2 separate regions of the Homo sapiens genome follow, and region 2 is linked to region 1. Evidence: read pairs that join two places in POLR2A ChIA-PET (ENCODE). Cell type or tissue: A673. All regions are shown on one strand. Each heading gives the region's core, and the rest is flanking DNA. Links, peaks and the distances in the headings are about the cores only.

Region 1 (2,915 bases), core at 130-2,629:
TTCCATGTTTCAGAACCACTTAATGAACCTTCCATGCTTTTTCTGTGGTTTGTAATGTGACCTCTACCACATACCACATTCCCATACAAAGACAGGTTTGCTTCTAACCTTTGTGTCTCATTCACTTCATCTGTTTGCCTGTTCCTGTACCACACTATTGTATGTTAGGACAATTCTTCACCTTCTTTAAAAGGAAGAAGATTATTGTGGCTCTTCTTGGCCTTTTTTCTTTTCAAATGATTTTTAGGATCCAAAATGTATAATTTATGAAAGAAAATCTATTGGAAATTTTAAAGGATTACACTTGATTTCCAGATGGACTGGGGATAATTGCCAGTTTTATAGTATTGATTCTTCCCATCCATGAACATGGCACATCTCCTCATCTGAGTCTTCTTTTTGTGCATTTGTTGGATTTATTCTAGGTACCTTCTGGTTTTTGCTACTATTATAAATGATATATTTTAAATGACTTATAATAGTTTTTGCTGCCCTATAGGAATGCTGTTGGTTTTTTATGTTGATTTTATATCCGACAGCCTTGATAAACTCTCATTAGTTCCAATAATATTCCAAAGAAATGTTTTGAATTTTTCTATATAGACAGTTAATTCAGCTGCAGATAATGTTATTTTGTTTCTTTTCTTTTTCATGTATTATTGTGATCTCTAGGAACTTTAGTACTATATTGGATAGAATAGTGGGTTTGGTCTTGACTAGAAAGAGAAGGCTTCTTATTTTTTTTATTTATTTTTTTGAGATAGAGTCTCCCTCTGTAGTCCAGGCTGCAGTGTAGTGGCGTGATCTCAGTTCAGTGCAATCTCTGCCTTCTGGCTTCAAGCGATTCTCCTGCCTCAGGCTCCCGTGTAGCTGGGATTACAGGTATGTGCCACCACAACCAGCTAATTTTTGTATTCTTTAGTGGAGATGGGGTTTCACCATGTTGGCCAGGCTGGTCTTGAACTCCTGACCTCGTGATCTGCCCACCTCAGCCTCCCAATGTGCTGGGATTACAGACATGAGCCACCGTGCCTGACCGAAAGAGAAGGCTTCTATTTCACCATTGACTATGGTGTGTTCAGTGAGATGTTGAAAAATATACTTTATTGAGTTAAGAAAATGTTTTTATATTTCTAGTTTGCTAACAGTTTTTTCTATGATTGGGTGTTGACTTTTTTAAATCAAATGCATTTTCTGCATCTGTTGAGATTCTCCTTTAGTGTTCTTTAACTTATTAATATGAATGATATTGAATGATTATCTGATGTGAAACCATCCTTGCATTCCTGGGATAAACCCTACTGGATAATGATTTATATATTTTTTTGTACATTGCTAGATATGGCTTGCTAATCTTTAGTATTTTATATCTATGTTCATTAATAAAATTGGCCTCTAATTTTCTTTTCTCATACTGTCCTTATAGGGTATACAAATGTAAATATACTATTTTTAATAAGAATTAGAGTCATTAGAATTAGAAGGGAATTTAAAGAGCATCTAGTCTGATCTCATCATCTTATAGTGGAAGACACTGGAACTCAGAGAAAGGAAATAGCCTTTCTAAAATCATACAAAATTAGAAACAGAGTTGGGACTAAAGTGCTTGGCAAAGCACTTGCATTTCAAATTACTTTCCCATTCATGATCTCATTTTATCTCCACAACAGCCTTGCAGGGAGGGTAATGCTTATTGTCCCCATTTTATAGATGGGCTAACTGAGGTCCAGTCACTGAGGTCATGACTTATGTGACCTAGCAGAGTTGGGTCCTAGACCCCTCCAAAATTTCTTTTGTTCTGTGCCCAACCCCACTGACAGAACCACTTATCTGCCTGAAATGAAGGGACCCACTGAGTCATGTATCTAAAATTAATATTTTGTAAGAGTCCAGCAATATTTTCACAGGCATGTCAAATGGATGCCCCATTTACAGATAACCCTCAATGGGCAAAGATGAGGGCTTTATGGTCCTTAAAGGTCCTTGGTGGCCAGGACACTGTGGAGGCCAAGATAAACCACTGGTCTCTAAGAATGTTCTTTGGTATATAGAAGGCCAGGATCCTTAAATGCAGTCTTTCTAAATGGGGTCAGAGTACAAGACCTTAAGATCCTGTCCTCAAAATTTCAACAGAAAGGGGCTCCAGTTTCTCTTTGTCCCCTCCCCCACCCTCTGGCCACCACCCACCTTCCTCCATATCTCTCAGCAAGCTGCTTCCTGCATCAGCGCCCTTGTTTTGCTTGTGCTATTTGTGTCTGCTTCTAACAGCTGGCCCCAGCCTGGCAGCCCCTAGCTCTGAGGATTATCCAATTATCCCATTAGCCCAGCATGTCCTTCCTTCCTCCAGAGCTATTAGCTCCCCATCTCCCTCTCCCTCTCTCTCTCCCTGGGCTTGTCCATAGCCTCCCTTGCTCCTTCCCTAGCCAGGCCTAGAGCTGGGTGGGTCAGCCCACAGTCAAATAGACTCAGAGAATACCAGAGCTGGAAGCGATATGTATCCACTGCTTCATCATTTTGCAGGGAAGGAAACCCAAAGTCACATGACCAGTTAATGGCAGCAGAGAACTAAAACCCAGGTCTCTCGACCCAGTCAGTGTGCCTTACCAAGTGTTGCTATGCTTCGCCCTAGGATGGAGGAGATACCATCCCCACTCCTCTCTCTGGGATTCAAATTTATAGTCTTGGTAGGAAAATAGAACATACACTGGTGAAAACCAGCACATTATTCAGGCGTTAAGTCATAACTTAGCAGCAGAAGAGATGTCATCAGAAGCAGGTAACAAACTTCTGGTGCGTGGGACAGGCATGCATCTAAAGGCGCTCAGGAAGGGGAAAAGAGGATTTCAGCAAAGTCTCCCTCCATCTTCATGGAAGAGACGGCTCTTCAGGTGGTCCCTGAAGCATGGGAATTGTCT
Region 2 (2,915 bases), core at 311-2,810, 94 kb before region 1:
GAGCCAGGCAGAACTGGCTACCCGGGTGGCTGTGGGCACTGACTTGCCCCCTTGAGCCTTGGTTTATGGAGCTCACTGGGGCTACATGACCCAGGCTCTGACCAGGGGTGGATCCTGAGCAGGTGCTGGAGGGATAGGTGAGTGAGAGAGATTGCACCCAGCCCTTGGGCTACTTGCAGAAAGACAGCATGGGACAGAACACAAGGCCCCTAATGAAAGGGCGATGGCCTAAGAGGAATGTGCTGGTGCAGTGATTGACAAGGGATGGGGAACAGGGAGGACCCAGTGTGTAAGGGCTGCTGTGACCTTACAAGGGCCTCCTCTTCTCATCTGTATGCATTGGGGCTGGATTCAGGAAGACTCTGGGTGCAGTTTGCCCAGATGTGGGTCACATTCTTTTCTGGGCTACGTGGGAGTGGGGCTCAGACCTGCTGCCTCTAGGTCCTGGACAGGCTCTTCTCAGATTTTCCCTTTCTTTGCGGATTTATATTTTCATTATTGACGTAGTATAATCACATGATAGGTGATTTAGAAAATGGGGGTTTGGGGGCCGGGCGCGGTGGCTCACGCCTGTAATCCCAGCACTTTGGGAGGCTGAGGTGGGCGGATCACGAGGTCAGGAGATCGAGACCATCCTGGCTAACACGGTGAAACCTTGTCTCTACTAAAAATACAAAAAATTAGTCGGGCGTGGTGGCAGGCGCCTGTAGTCCCAGCTACTCGGGAGGCTGAGGCAGGAGAATGGCCTGAACCCAGGAGGCGGAGCTTGCAGTGAGCCGAGATAGTGCCACTGCACTCCGGCCTGGGGGACAGAGCGAGACTCTGTCTGAATCTGCCCTCAAGGAAACAGAAAGGCAAATCCAGGATGTGGGACATTTTCCAAGAGTACTGCCCCGGGCTTTAAAAATCAACAAAACAGGCCGGGCACGGTGGCTCACGCTTGTAATCCCAGCACTTTGGGAGGCCGAGGCGGGCGGATCACGAGGTTAGGAGATCGAGATCATGGTGAAACCCCGTCTCTACTAAAAATACAAAAAATTAGCTGGGCGCAGTGGCGGGTGCCTGTAGTCCCAGCTACTCGGGAGGCTGAGGCAGGAGAATGGCATGAACCCAGGAGGCGGAGCTTGCAGTGAGCCGAGATCGCGCCACTGCACTCCAGCCTGGGCAACAGAGACAGACTCTGTCTCAAAAAAAAAAAGAATATAGTGGGGTGGGATCTCCATTCATACTATGACCACATGGGCACATGTTGGAAGGAAAGGCAGCAAATGTTTATTTAGCAGCCCTCAACAGGTGCTGTCTCCTTGAGTGGGAAAGCTGTTGCTATCTCTGCTTCTCGGGGGAGGAAACTGAGGAGGAGAGAGACACCCAAGGTCACCCCCAGCATCTTGGCCATGCCATGATCTGAACCCATGCTTGTTATTCCTTGAAGCCTGTAGTTTTTCCTTCCAGCCAAGCCCCTGCTTTTTCCCTATAGCTGAAATCCCACTCCTGTGCACTGCCACTGGGAACTCAGCCAGCTATTTTGTTTCAAAGACCAAATGGAAAAATGGCATGTTTCCTTGGCCAAGGCAGCAATCCAAACTGCCACGTGACTCAGCTGTGGCTGAAGCTGGGTCAGGCCACATGGTACTGATGCTGCCACTCCTAAGGAAGGCCCCAAGTGGGTGAGCAGCCCCTCCAGCAAAGATGCAGGAGCCCCTGGCCTAGAGCTCCCCCTGCCCACAGCCCCATCTGCCCTCTGTCCCTCTGGGTGTTTTCTTTTCTTTTCTTTTTTTTTTTTTTAAGAGACAGGGTCTTAATCTGTCATACAGGCTGTAGTGCTGTGGCGCAATATTGCAATACAGCTCACTGCTACAGCCCCAGGCTTAAGTGATCTTCTTGCCTCAGTCTCCCGAGTAGCTGGAACCACAATCTCATACCACCACGCCCCACGCCTGGTAAATTTTTAAATGTTTTTGTAAAGACAGGGTACTGCTGTGTTGCCCAGGCTGGTCTCTAATTCCTAGTCTCAAGCGATCCTTCCGCTTTGGCCTCCCAAAGCACTGGGATTACAGGTGTGAGCCACTGTGCCCAGCCCTGCTCTAGGTTTTCATTTGGATTTGCTGCCTAGTGGAAGGCACAGGATGGGGCAGTGCCTTCTGCCAGTGAGGGAGGCTCCAGGTAGATGTCATTGCTGAACTGGAGCTCCCCTGGAAGCAATGTGGCCCAGCCCTTCCTGGGCAGCCCCTTCTGCCACCAGGAGCCTTAGAAAAAAAGTAAAATAGCTCTTTCAGAGAAGCATTTGGTTTTGAAAGTGTCTGAGCCATGCTTGGCTGGCAGTTTTCAATGTAAACCACACATGATTTAGGGTAGAGGAGAGACAGGGCTGGGCAAAAAGAATTCACTAACCAGGCTGGGGTGCAGTAGGAGGATGGTTTCTGTGTGCTGCTCTAGTGGCCCTTGACTGGACCCACCTGGAGCTGAATGCTCTCCCCGTGAAGGGCCTGACAGAGCCAGCTCATCTTTGTGCACATTCAGACACACACACACACCCCCCCCACCGGTCTCCTGCTTGGCTCTAGGCTGAGCCTGGGCCACAGTGACAGAGCAGGGAGTTCAGGGCAAAGGGAAAAGGAGCCGATCCCCAAGCTTTGTAACAGAGAAACAGGCACAAGCAGGGATCCATTTGAGGGATGGGGAATGGGGGCCCAGCAGCACCAGCTGACCCCCCTCCCGCCCACAGCACAGTGAGTGTGAAGGACATCCAGGCGCACCTGGCTCAGGGCCATGTGGCCATCGTGCTGGTGAACTCGGGGGTGCTGCACTGTGACCTGTGCTCCAGCCCTGTCAAGTACTGCTGCTTCACCCCCAGTGGCCACCACTGCTTCTGCCGCACTCCTGACTACCAGGGCCACTTCATCGTGCTGCGTGGC

What was found. Peaks named below come from ENCODE experiments on the same cell type or tissue, not always from the same donor. Only the 100,000 strongest peaks of a DNase experiment are listed, where the experiment ranks them.
Region 2: POLR2A ChIA-PET joins it to region 1 with 5 read pairs; 6 of 35 experiments call an interaction of 5 or more read pairs at or near these places.

Annotation. Positions count from the first base shown.
Region 1 is chr22:24,450,178-24,453,092 of GRCh38, reverse strand. All of the region lies in intron 3 of ADORA2A-AS1 (ADORA2A antisense RNA 1), which reads left to right. Among named protein-coding and RNA genes, the nearest start is that of ADORA2A, 24 kb to the right of the region's middle. In A673, for the core only: no CTCF peak of the experiment used is centred there; DNase peaks (open chromatin) are centred at 1,602 and 2,322; H3K27ac peaks cover 1,280 bases.
Region 2 is chr22:24,543,894-24,546,808 of GRCh38, reverse strand. GUCD1 (guanylyl cyclase domain containing 1) reads left to right here. Exons shown (of 6, transcript NM_001284254.2): 5 at 2,726-2,915. Among named protein-coding and RNA genes, the nearest start is that of GUCD1, 9.8 kb to the left of the region's middle. In A673, for the core only: no CTCF peak of the experiment used is centred there; no DNase peak of the experiment used is centred there.